Linked DNA regions of Homo sapiens: regions 1, 3 and 4 are each linked to region 2. The links are chromatin contacts, found by Hi-C or POLR2A ChIA-PET in ENCODE. All regions are on one chromosome and are shown on one strand. Each heading gives the region's core, a stretch centred on a gene start or an enhancer-like site at or near the end of the contact. The rest is flanking DNA. Distances are from core to core; before and after follow the strand shown.

What was found. Hi-C counts contacts between places; a loop is a spot of excess contacts on that map. ChIA-PET counts read pairs that join two places held with the same protein, here RNA polymerase II (POLR2A). Pooled maps may share reads with other maps.
Region 1: a map of naive thymus-derived CD4-positive, alpha-beta T cell shows a loop between it and region 2 (5-fold over the local background). The contact joins the promoter of LINC02202 here to the promoter of MIR3142HG in region 2. A Hi-C loop is called at or near these places in 1 of 168 maps with a recorded cell type or tissue (naive thymus-derived CD4-positive, alpha-beta T cell), 2 of 37 single-sample maps with no recorded cell type and 6 of 50 pooled maps.
Region 3: a loop to region 2 is called in a pooled map, with 13 times the contacts of the local background. The contact joins the enhancer-like site here to the promoter of MIR3142HG in region 2. A Hi-C loop is called at or near these places in 2 of 37 single-sample maps with no recorded cell type and 6 of 50 pooled maps. POLR2A ChIA-PET finds 5 or more read pairs at or near these places in 1 of 52 experiments (activated T-cell).
Region 4: a loop to region 2 is called in a map with no recorded cell type, with 2.7 times the contacts of the local background. The contact joins the enhancer-like site here to the promoter of MIR3142HG in region 2. A Hi-C loop is called at or near these places in 1 of 168 maps with a recorded cell type or tissue (GM12878), 8 of 37 single-sample maps with no recorded cell type and 8 of 50 pooled maps.

What each region holds. Positions count from the first base shown.
Region 1 is chr5:159,099,185-159,101,986 of GRCh38, forward strand. It overlaps LINC02202 (long intergenic non-protein coding RNA 2202), which reads left to right and starts at 1,299. Exons shown (of 3, transcript NR_109890.1): 1 at 1,299-1,654. It overlaps EBF1 (EBF transcription factor 1), which reads right to left and starts at 732. Exons shown (of 16, transcript NM_024007.5): 1 at 161-732. The coding sequence starts at 294. RefSeq lists a silencer at 1-194 and enhancers at 1,012-1,640, 1,641-2,267.
Region 2 is chr5:160,466,729-160,469,516 of GRCh38, forward strand. MIR3142HG (MIR3142 host gene) reads left to right here and starts at 1,523. Exons shown (of 2, transcript NR_132748.1): 1 at 1,523-1,712. RefSeq lists enhancers at 467-1,103, 1,104-1,740, 1,208-1,437, 1,468-1,627.
Region 3 is chr5:159,411,010-159,413,849 of GRCh38, forward strand. No RefSeq gene overlaps it. Among named protein-coding and RNA genes, the nearest start is that of LINC01845, 54 kb to the right of the region's middle. Within about 2 kb of position 1,387, at least 2 of the 41 ENCODE cell types and tissues checked have a DNase peak (open chromatin) inside an H3K27ac peak, as active enhancers do.
Region 4 is chr5:159,449,817-159,452,639 of GRCh38, forward strand. It overlaps LINC01845 (long intergenic non-protein coding RNA 1845), which reads right to left. Exons shown (of 7, transcript NR_027110.2): 6 at 2,766-2,823. Among named protein-coding and RNA genes, the nearest start is that of LINC01845, 15 kb to the right of the region's middle. Within about 2 kb of position 1,540, at least 8 of the 41 ENCODE cell types and tissues checked have a DNase peak (open chromatin) inside an H3K27ac peak, as active enhancers do.

The sequences.
Region 1 (2,802 bases), core at 49-2,548, 1.4 Mb before region 2:
CTGGAGAGCGCGGAGCCCCGGCGGAGAGCGGAGCGCAGCGGCTGCGGACTCACCCCGCCGCCCGGCCCCGCGGCAGCAGCTGCCGCTGCCGCTGCCGCCTCCGCCTCCCGGCTCTCCCGCTCGCGGCTCACCTCGGCCGCGGTCCCCGCGCAGTACCCACCTCTGCGCCGCCGTGTTGGCGTCCAGCACCCCGGCGCCCTGCATCCACGTCCGCACCGCGTTCATGCCGCTGCCCAGCGGCTCTTCCTTCATGCTGCTTCCACTCCGTTGGATGCTTTCCTGAATCCCAAACATGAAAACAACCTTTTCTTGTGGAAAATCTCCTCCCCCTTGAAAAAAATTAAAAAAAAAAAAAAAGGAAAGAAAAGAAAGAAAAGAAAAGAAACAAAAACGCCAACCAGAGATTTTTTTTTTTCTCAGACGATGAACTCGCACTTAGAAGATCAAGGCGGGCTGGAAAGCAAATTTTTAAAAAATGTAAACCTCTGCTCAAAACTGAGCGATAACCCGAAAAAAAGAAGAAAGGGAAAATCCAACGAAAAGACCAAAATAATAAAATTAGAGATGTATGCTTGGCTGTTGGGGGTTGTTTGGTTGGTTGATTTTTGGTTTGGGTGCTTTTTTTTTTTTTTTGCTTTTTTTTTTTTTTTTTTGTAATGATCACAGGCCGGTGGAGGACAGGAGGGGCTGGAGTTTCCTTTTGTAGAGGTACCCTTCACTTGAAGAAGCAGGAAGAAAAAAAAAAAAAAAAAAAAAAAAAAAAAAAAAAAACCCTGATGGCAATTTAAGAAACAATAGACTCAACTCGCGCTGCCGGCTTTGCTACTTCAAGTGTCATTTTCCACAACCAGGCAAGTTTTTTCCTCTCTCTCTCTTTTTTTTTCCTCCTTCTCTCCCAACCAAAGATGTTTCTTTCCTTTGCGTGTAGATGAGGAGGACGCTGGTTGCCGTAGACAGATACACCAGAGAGGGTGGGGGGAAGGGGAGAGAGGGAGAGAGGAAAGGGGGGGAGGGAAAGAGAGATAGAGAGGAGAGGGAGAAAGAGAGAGGGGTGGACCCTGCTGGATGGAGATTCTGTTTTCTCCTTGCTAAAATAGAAGTGATTTGCAGGCTTTCCCTATGGAATCCAGTTTGACTTTCCCCAGAGCTAAACACAGGCACACTAACCCCAAAGGGAGGAGGCGGGGCCCGCGCATCGAGGCCCCGCCCCTTCATTTGCATAACGTCATCTTTCCGCCCACCGCAGCCAATCGCGGCCCGGGAGCCGGCTCGCTGGCGGCGCCAGGCCACGCTCTCTCATTAACATCCCGCTCCCGGTGGCGCAGGGGAGCCGGCCAAAGTTCCTCGCAAAGTGGCGAGCGAAGGAGCGCTGAGCACTGACGTCTGGGCTGGGGAGGAGCGGGTCCGAGCGAGGACGGAGAGGGGACAGAGGGAAAGGGAGGCGGGTGTCTTCCTCAGGAATTTGAGCTGGGGATCTGCATCCTGGCCATTGCAGTCCTTTAGCATCCTCGCCGCGCCCTGAGCGCGCTGGAGGCTCGCAGGCTGCGCCCTCCCAGGGCTGATGCCGCGTCCTGCTCCGCCGTTCTGGGACGTCGGGGACAAAAGTGGAGGAGACGGGAGAGCCCGGGCAGAAAAAGCAGGACGCGCGTCCCAGGTGCCCACCTCTTCGCTTTGAGGCGGGGGCGGTGGGATGGAATATGGGTGCGCGAGGTCGGGGCTGGTAACTCTCGGAGGGGCACGGCCTCCACGCTGGGAGGGATGAATGGACGCTGGGCCCCGGCAAATGAGGCGCTGTGGGTCCCCAGGAAGTGGGGTACCAGGCTCTACTCCCACCCCGGCCTCTGAAACGCTTCTCTCTCGGCCGCTAGCCTAGAGGCTGCCAGGGTTGGGCACTGTTCTCACTCACACGCTCACCTCTCTCGGGCAGTCCTCGAGATATGTGAATGGTGGAATGAATGCTCTCACTGGGGCTGTGTCAGGATGCGTTTTTAAATTTTCTCAAATTAAATGCCAACCCCTCATTCCCCACCCCAAGTAGTTGGTTCGTTTGTTTTTAGAGTAACTACCAAAGCAACAGCAATGTTAACCGTCCTTGATTAGCTGGTTATTTGGTGTAGGGTTTTTCTCATCCTCCTTTATTCTTCCTGTTAAAAAGGAGGGCTTGAACAAATCCTTCCTAACTCTGTCTCTGCCATATGAAAAGGGTGGGGGGAGAAGAGAAGGAAGGTGGGGAGAAAGGACAAAAAAGGAAGAAGGGGAAGAGAAAATGGGAAGGAAGGAGGGAGAGAGAAAGGAGAGAAGGAGAAGGAACGAATGGAAATGGGAGAGATGGAAGGAAAAAGGGAAAGAAAAAAGGACGAAATTGTCTCCCTCCTCAGGCTTTTCAGCATGTATCTTTGTGGCTGGCAAAGGAAATAGCTAGAAGTTTCTGGGTAATGTACCCCATCATTTTTTAGCAGGTTGTAACCTCTAATAAGCACATGGTGAACTTCTGTTTCATTGCCCTCAAAGGAACTCCCTGACTGCAGCCAAATCTGCTAAGGACTCCTTCGGGGAAATTATCTGCCAGAAATCCAGGTCCCCTTTCTGCTGGCCTTCCTTGGTCCTTTGATTTAGGAAGCTCATGGGGTCAGTGATGGAAAAGTACACATGCCCATGTTGAATAGAGACAGGCAAGAGTTATGCTTTGTGCTCTTGGCAGAGCAGTGGAGCCACTTCCTGATTCCTAAACTGGATGAAAGAGTGTGGTCCTGGCCTGCAGTGCATGGCCACTGTCCTCAAACACTGCTTTATCTCCTGTGC
Region 2 (2,788 bases), core at 273-2,772:
TGGACCCCTTGAGAGGCAGAGTAATGCAGTGTACCAGGTTCAGAGATTTGGGGACAGGAAACCTCAATTCAAATCCTGGCTCTGATATTTTCTAGCTATGTGAACTCTGGCAAGTTTCGACTCTCTTGGAACCTCGGTTTCCTCATTTCTAATCTAAGAATAGTATCTGCTTTTTAGGGTTCTTAGGAGTATTAAATAAGAACATGTTTTTATGAACAGTGTCTGGTGTATAACAATTGCTCAATAAATATTTGCTTTTAAAAACGTTATCTATAGTAGACGTTCAAACAAACCTTTTGGGAGCTCAGCAAGATAAGCAACAAAAACCTTCAGGGGAGGTCAGGAAAGTGACTACATCTGCCTGGAAGCAAAATCCTTTGAGCTGGTCTTTTTCGGTCCATGAGCACGTGACCAAGGAAAGGAAGCTATATTTTCTCGACTGGGAATTTGAATTTGCAGTTGCACATTCCAAAGGCCTTGTACGTTCTTTCCAGTTTGGGAAAAGGAGCAGCTAAGGGCACCCATGGAAACACTTACTAATTGTGTGACCTTAGGCAAGTCCCCCTAACCTCACCAAAGATAAAATTCCCTTATGAGTAAAAGGGGATCACAAAATGGAGATAATAATTCGGGCTACCTGCTATGGATGATTGCTGTGGGATTAGGGAAGATGATGCACGTGATACATTTAGCAGAGTGCCTGGTGCCTAGTAGGTGCCCATTAAAATTTAGCTATGACTGTTCTCTTTAGCTGACACACAAGACTGCCTTGAATGTTCACATTTCCAGAGAAAGGTGCTCAGGAAGATTTCTCAGTGTTCCGCCTGCCAGGTCAGTTTACAGTTCAAAGAATCCCTTTGTTCAAAGGGTGAGCAAATCCAGGCCTCGTGTATCTGCAGCAATGAAACAAGGGAGCTTTCTGCCTGATCTTCTCCCCAAAGGCAGTCTCTCTTTTTAAATGCCTGCACACATGTTATTTATTTATTTTTGGTTAACGTTTAAATTGAGGTTTTGGCTGAAACTCAGCCTGCGCGCACTTGAAAAGCCAACAGGCTCATTGGGCAGCCGATAAAGCTCTCGGGATTTCCCCGCGGGGCTGCGGAGAGTACAGACAGGAAGCCTGGGGACCCAGCGCCTGACCAGAACTTCCTCGGGGGAGGCTGCAGGGGAGCAGGCGCATCCTGCACAGAACGCTCTAGAGCGCGCAGGCCAAAGCACCAGGCTGCTCCTGACACGTGCTGCAAGAGGGTCCCCGACCCGGGGGTCCAGACCCTGCACGCATGATGGGGAAGGTGGAGGCTTCCCCCTCAGCTCCGCGGAGAGAAGCTGACACTGCCAGGCTGGAACCTTCCATTCCGGCCCAGCCTCTTCCTCCCTCGCTGTGCCGAGGAGGGATCTAGAAGGGACTTTCCAGAGAGGGTTAGCGTGCAGGGTGTGGAAATGGAATAAAAGCATATGCAAATAGGCCTTAGCTGCCTTCCTCTACCCCAGCAAATAAGAGTCTCTCCAGAAAGATGCTCTTTCTCCAAGACGCTTGACCGCTCTTCCTTTCCTGGATGGCACCAGCAGGGCCGATTGGAGTGGTAAACCCTGGGCCGGAAGGCATGCCAAAGGGTGGACAGGATGGACAGGAGACAGTAGCACAACGAGGAGGGGGAGAACAGCGGCTGAATTGGAAATGATAAAATAAAATGAAATTTTAGGAGCTCGCTGTGAGTATGAGCTGGGAAAAAATAATCATTGCAAGCTGATTTATTATGTACTTATCTTCTGTTTGAGAGGCAGCAGGCTTTTGTACAGTGGATTATTGCAGAGTAAATGGCACATTAAAGATATAATCAAGATGTTTAAGGCATATTGAAATGACATTAGAATCAAGTAGGTGAGACTTTTGTCATGGTCTAGAAATATAAAAATGTCAGTGACTTGGAGATATTTCCAGTGCTTTAGTAAAGATGTGGCTCCATTTTCAAAAGGGACATATTTTTAACCTTTTGTTATTTTCAGGGTGGGGGGGGATAGAGTGGGGTCAGGAAGTGGTTTAGAATCTCTATGGATGATAAAATAATATGCTTTAAACCTGGAGTTGTAGACTGTGGTCTCTATTTAGCAAGTCATAAACTTTCTTGCAGTGACAATAGCATGAAAATATTGGACAGTAAATATGGTGCTCTTAGGAGGTTTCAGGGTTGGAAGACTATGGCTATTACTTTTTGTTTATTGTGTTCCTATTCTCAATTTCAATCTTGTCTTTGGATAGTAAGAATTTTTTTTAAATTTTCTATTTTTTTAAAAAGAATCTTTTACATACTGAACCTGACTTGTATACTAATTGGCAAACAGTGTCACTTTTCTTTCTTGATGCCTCAATGGGTTTAATTATTGTATTACGGTATTTTCTTGTCATTTGAGACCTTCACATTCAGTGTCCTTTCTTTCTTTTTTTTCTTTTTCTTTTTGAGATGGAGTCTTGCTCCCGGCCTGTCGCCCGGGCTGGAGGGCAGTGGTAAGATCTCGGCTCACTGCAACCTCCGCCTCCTGGGTCCAAGCAATTCTTGTGCCTCAGCCTCGAGAGTAGCTGGGATTACAGATGCGCGCCACAATGCCTGGCTAATTTTTGTATTTTTAGTAGAGACAGGGTTTCGCCACGTTGGCCAGGCTGGTCTTGAACTCCTGACCTCAGGTGATCCGCCCGCTTCGGCCTCCCAAAGTGCAGTGTCCTTTATTTTATTTGTGTGCCCTGGTTCTGCTTTGATTTTGCCCCAAACCCTTCTGAGTGTAGCGCTTT
Region 3 (2,840 bases), core at 137-2,636, 1.1 Mb before region 2:
TCTTTCCTTGCGCATTCAGGTCGCTGGCAAAATTCATTTCCTCTGGTTGTAGGACTGAGATGTTGTTTCCTTGCTGGCTATCACTGAGGGACATTCCCAGCTTCTAGAGGCCACCCGAATTCCTTGACTCACGCCCAATTCTGCCATCTTCAAAGTCAGAAACTCTTCTTTCCTCTCACCTCTCTGACTCATTTTTAAGGAAACTGACCCCGTTTTTAAGGACTCGTGGTTGGATTAGGCTGTCCTGGGTAATGCGGGATAATCTCAGAGTACTTAACCTTAATCTCATTTGCACAGTCCCCTTTGCTATGTCGTAACATATTCAAAGATTCTGGGGATTAGGTCATGGATATATTTGGAGGGGTTATTATTCTACCTATTGCAGCATCCATTATCACTTTAGAATGGAATGGTTTCTCAGAACAGGCAGTTGTCTGTCTCCCAGCAAAGAGCTCCAGAAAACTAGGCCAATGAAAGGGAAATTTGGATGAAGGCAAGAGAGGTGAGGCACTGGCAGTAAATGTGATGGCAGGCCTGCAAGGGATGCTACAGAAAGAGGTTCCTGGTTTCATGGAATCCAGGTTATTAAAAGAAGAAATATTCACAAATGCCAGGAAAGTTAAATTTCATGTCTCTTACAATTTCCCTTCAGATCAGTTCTGCCAAAGATAAAGCGATCTTCACCTCTGTGAAAAACAGTAATTCCTTTCTCCATGATGTTCATGATTTGGTTGATGGGTTATTGGTTCATCGCTGCAATTATAATTGAAGGACATTGTCTTTGCTGGTTTGGTGAAGCTTCCAGATGTTATTAGAAGGGGTGTTCCTTTAAGCTCACCCAGCATTCTCTCACTTATAGCTGGGCATTAGCTATACAAGAGCTATTTGGTCTCTGAGAGCAAAGGTTCAGCCACTAAGGAAGGACCTGGTGTCCAACGTAGGCCTTTAGATTATTTCTGGAGCTTGTCTCCAGGGCCTAAGAGGTGACTCTGGCAGGACACCATCTGTTTCAACCCTATTTTTTTTCTTCTTTCTGCCTCGGCAATCCTCTTTTTTTCTTTTTCTTCCTTTGTCTCTTCTCTCCTTTCTAGTGTTCTGATGTTTTAGGATCAAAATAATGAAAAAGAATAGAAACCATTTCAACTCAGAAAATAATTCAAAGATGGGAAAAAGGTGTGTACCAAATTCATTGCTCTAATCATTTCTGTTCTGATAAAAGGAGTTTACAGCAAAGGAATAACTTTTCTGTGTCTCTGAGGCTTTGGAAAAACAAGGCATCAAGAAGCTTTGGGGTGTGGTGGGTGTGGTGGGGCAGCCTACTGCTTGTTGAGGTAATGCAAACTAAGGAGAAAGAGGTGTTAGCTTCCTCCGAGGCCAGGGCGTTTTAGGCTGCAGGTAAACCATGGATGTGGTTCTACAGATGTTGCCACAACAGGAAGACAAAATCTCACAGCTAACAGAGGTCACAGCTTTTGGAAACAGTGGTTGCGACACAGAGGAAACTCCCCCTCCCAGCCCTACCCCAAGCACATCCTTGCTTCTCTCAGTCACGCCAGTTACACCAACAGGGGCAGCTCTGGGGAGGACATTTGGAAAATAGTCAAGAGAGGGTGAAACCGCTGGCATGATGTCACCAACAAGAGGCTACCCCCTGGGGAAACCTAACAGGAAAAAGGTAGTTGAGCCAGGAAAAGCCACCAGACCCTTTCTCTTGGCTTGAGGCATCATATACATTTGAATAATAATCAAATTAACAATGTAATATGACTGTTTAGCAACAATGATGTGCTAATCATGGTTTTACATGGATTATCTTTAGTCATTAAATTCTCTACATCCTAGAGATGCGGAAATTGAGAATGAGAGAGGTTATGAGAGCTTTGAAAGGCCACAGAGCATGTGTTGTGGCTGAGATTCAAGCCCAGCTTTACTGATTTTAAAGCTTGTCTTCTCTTTCCCTCCCTTGCTTCCTTTTTTTTTTTTTCAATTTTCTTTCTTGCTTCATGTGCTTTTTTTTTAAAGAAATAAAATGTTACCCCCTCATCGATAATCCCTTTGTGTCTCTGCTGTCTGCCCTGTCCCACCCGCCTGCCATCCTTGCCAGCAGCAGCCTCTCAATTGAGGTTAGAGTTTCTCTCCCACCCTTCATTATGCATGTTCATGGCTATAAACAATCAGTATGCATGTTTTAAAAATTTACGTATATGAGAAAGAGCTTAAAGTATTAATTTACGGAGAAAAAAATACAAATGGCTATTAACCATCAGAAAAGATTCATTAAAAAAAGAGTAATAAAAATTCAAACCACATTGAAGCTGGGTGCAGTGGTGCATTCCTGTAGCCCTAGCTACTTAGGAGGCTGAGGTGGGAGGGCGGCTTGAACCCAGGAGTTAGAGGCCAGCCTGGGTAACACAGTGAGACTCCGTCTCTAAAAAAAAAAAAAAAAAAAAAAATTCACTAAAAAAACCCCCTTCACATTGAGATAGCATTTCAAAAATCTGCCAAATCGGTCCATACCCAAGATTTGATAACAGTGTATAGAAGCGGCTGAGGGAAAGACGCACTTAAACTTTGATTGTGGTGAGTAAACTGGTATAATCTCTGTAGAGGGCAATTTGACAACATATAACAAAAATGCAAATGCACAAATCTAGGTGTGGTGGCTCATGCCTATAGTCCTGGTACTTTTGGGAGGCTGAGGTGGGAGGATTGATTGAATCCAGGAGTTTGAGCCTGCAATGACCTATGATTGATCCACTGCACTCCAGCCTCGGCAACAGAGTGAGAAACTGCCTCAAAAAAAAAAAAAAAAAAGCAAATGGCAAATGCACAAAATTATA
Region 4 (2,823 bases), core at 290-2,789, 1.0 Mb before region 2:
TTGGATGGTAGTTGAAGCCATGGGAATGGATGCGGGAGGGGGGCTAGCCATGAGTTTGAATATTCAGAAGGGAGCTGGCAACTCTTCTTACTAATGCTGGAGACGTGTATGTGCCCAGAATGACTAACACCTCCGCTCATATGAAGGCCCAGTTAATCTTCAAGCCCAGGTTTTCCTCTCTGAGGAACCACTGGGGTCCTGGGGTAAGAGAGGATCTTGGGTCTCCTGGGCATTTTCTCCCTTCCCAAGACCTGAGGATGTTTAATCAATTTTTGATAGTTGATGAGTCACTGGATGCCTTCCCAGCTGAGTCAGCGAAGGTACCCCTCCTGGGAAGCACAACCCAGGCAGTTCCAAGTACCGGCCTTGTTTATCAGAGGGATGGGACGAGAGGGTGAGGTGTGACTTCCCAGAGCAGCGAGCTTCAGTGTCTGACTACATGGGGCAAGGAAAGACACCAGTGGACAAAAGGTATTTGCTGGGCTTAAGGGTGCGTGACGCATGTTTTTGGTAGTAGTAGCAGATTTGTCTTTTTAAGATGTCTTTTTTGAGCCACTTTTAAAATAACAACAGCTGACATTTATAGAATCTTCATCAGCTTCCAGACAATGTGCTAAGCATTTTACCTGCATTGTCTCAATTCGTCCTTACAGGGAAGCACTGTGGTTATTCCGATTGTACTAAGGATGTGATAGAAGTCACACGATGTGACTTCTGAGGCTAGGACATGAAAGCGTCTACCTGGCTCTCTCAGTCTGTCTCAGGATGTATGCCAGGGAGCCACAAGCCAACTTGTGAAATGTTTGGTTACCCTGCAGGTGCTGTGCTGGAGAGAGCATGTGGAGAGACACCACAGAGAGTGATGTCCAAGGATCCTCTGCTGTTCTAGCCTCCAGATGTTTGGTACCAAATGGAGAGTGAGTGAGGCTTCCAACCCCACCTTTGAGCCACCCCAGCTGATCCCAGTAGAGCAGAGATGAGCTGTCCCCACCAAGTCTTGCCCAGATTGCAGATCTGTGAACAAATAAGAATTTTTGCTTGAAGCCTCTATGTTTTGGGGTACTTGGTCACGTAGCCCTAGGGCTAACTGAAGTATAGTGAGAAGTGACAAGATTCAAGGTTGTATAGCTGCTTAGGGGAAGAACAAAGAAAGTACACTCTCCTTGCATTCAAAGGATATTTCTTCAATTTGCTTGCAGTGTGACCTTTGGCAAGCTACTGAACCTCTCTGTGCCTCAGTTTTCTCATCTGTATGATAGGGATGAAGATGGTATTTCTTCAGAAGGTAGTGATGAGGAATAAATATCTCATTCTTGGCATGTAGGAAAAAGCTAGTAAGTAGCTGGGTTGGGGTTTCAATTCAGGCAGTCTAACCCTAGACTCTTTACTGGTAAGCTCAGGTCCAGAACATTCCCACCAATCCCTGAAAAGGAGGCCAGACGGCAATATCCCAGGTACTCCCATTATTTTCCCCCATACGGCATGATTCTGAGTCCTCCTTGGCCGCCCTTCTCTGTTCACTGGGCCTTGATACATGATTCTCTGAACTGAAGGCCGCACCATCACTCCTCTCTGTTTAGTGCAGCCCGAGATTACACTGGCTTTTTTGGCAGTCACATCACATTGTTGACTCATTCTGAGCTGGCAGTCAAAATCCTAAGTGTTTTTATCACATGTGCTAGCATCAAGCTGCATTCCTTCCCATCTAGGATTGGTGCAATTGGAGTTTTAAAAAATCCAACTGCAGAATTGTTTAGTTTATTAGATTTTGCTCATTGTGGTAGTGTGCCTAGGAAAGAATCCAGATGAGCTCCTCTCCAGGGTTCTCGGAGACACCCTGTATCCTTTTAATATACCTTTCCTTTATTTCTGTAGTCCATTTGAGTGGCTTACTGGTACTCACAACACAAAAAGTAAGCCATAGAGTGACTTCTGGGTGGTCCTTGCTCAGGAGGAAAAGAGGTGTGGCAGGGATGCTGTGGTAGAGGGCAGAGAAAGCAAATGGCAGGAGCGTGTGCCGGGTGCCACGTCTGAGCCGTGGCAGACCTTGCAGCTGATCATGACTCTCTTTTCTGCTGAGTCAGGAAATGGCCTCTACTTTGATTAGCTGCCACCTGAATAGGACAGAGTTGAGGACTGAGGACAGAGACTGCTTTCGAAGTGGACCCTGGCATAATTAATCAGGCTTCAAGCACATCGGTTGTTCGGATGGTTCCCAATTCCCCCAAATGTGCTGCCATCTTACCCTCATTTTCTCAGCTTGCCCACAAAGATAAAATGATATTTTTATCAAGTCTCATTTCTTGCTGAACTACAAGTTCTCTAAGTGGCCGCATCACTTGATCCTGCTACTCTGGCGATACTATGTACAGTGCTTGCTGAAGTGGTCACTCTGGTTGGTGGGTGCCACAGAAGGTGGGTGGCTCAGAGTGGACTGAAGAAAGTACCAGAGTCTGATGGACCTCATTTCTGCAGTCAGTGGTGAGGTGCTGGCTCCCATGGTGGGGGGATTTTCCCAGGTGCCTTAGCTCAGGAAACATATGGTGCTCAGTGGAATGGACCCTGGTGTGTCTCCAGTGGTCTGCATAGCTCCTGGGCAATATGGAAGGACAGTGCTGACTCAAGCAGAGCCTGAGCCATCTCTAGACGCTTTCCCACCTTGTCCTTGAGTCCTACAAATTAGGTCCTAATTGGTCTGTATTCTCCCCGCCCCCTTACTCTCCAGCCTAGGGACGTCTTTCCATTCTGGGAATAGGACGCCTTACCTTTACTCCACTCATATTCTCTCAAATATGTTGTATGTGCACGAAGCCTTCCTATTTG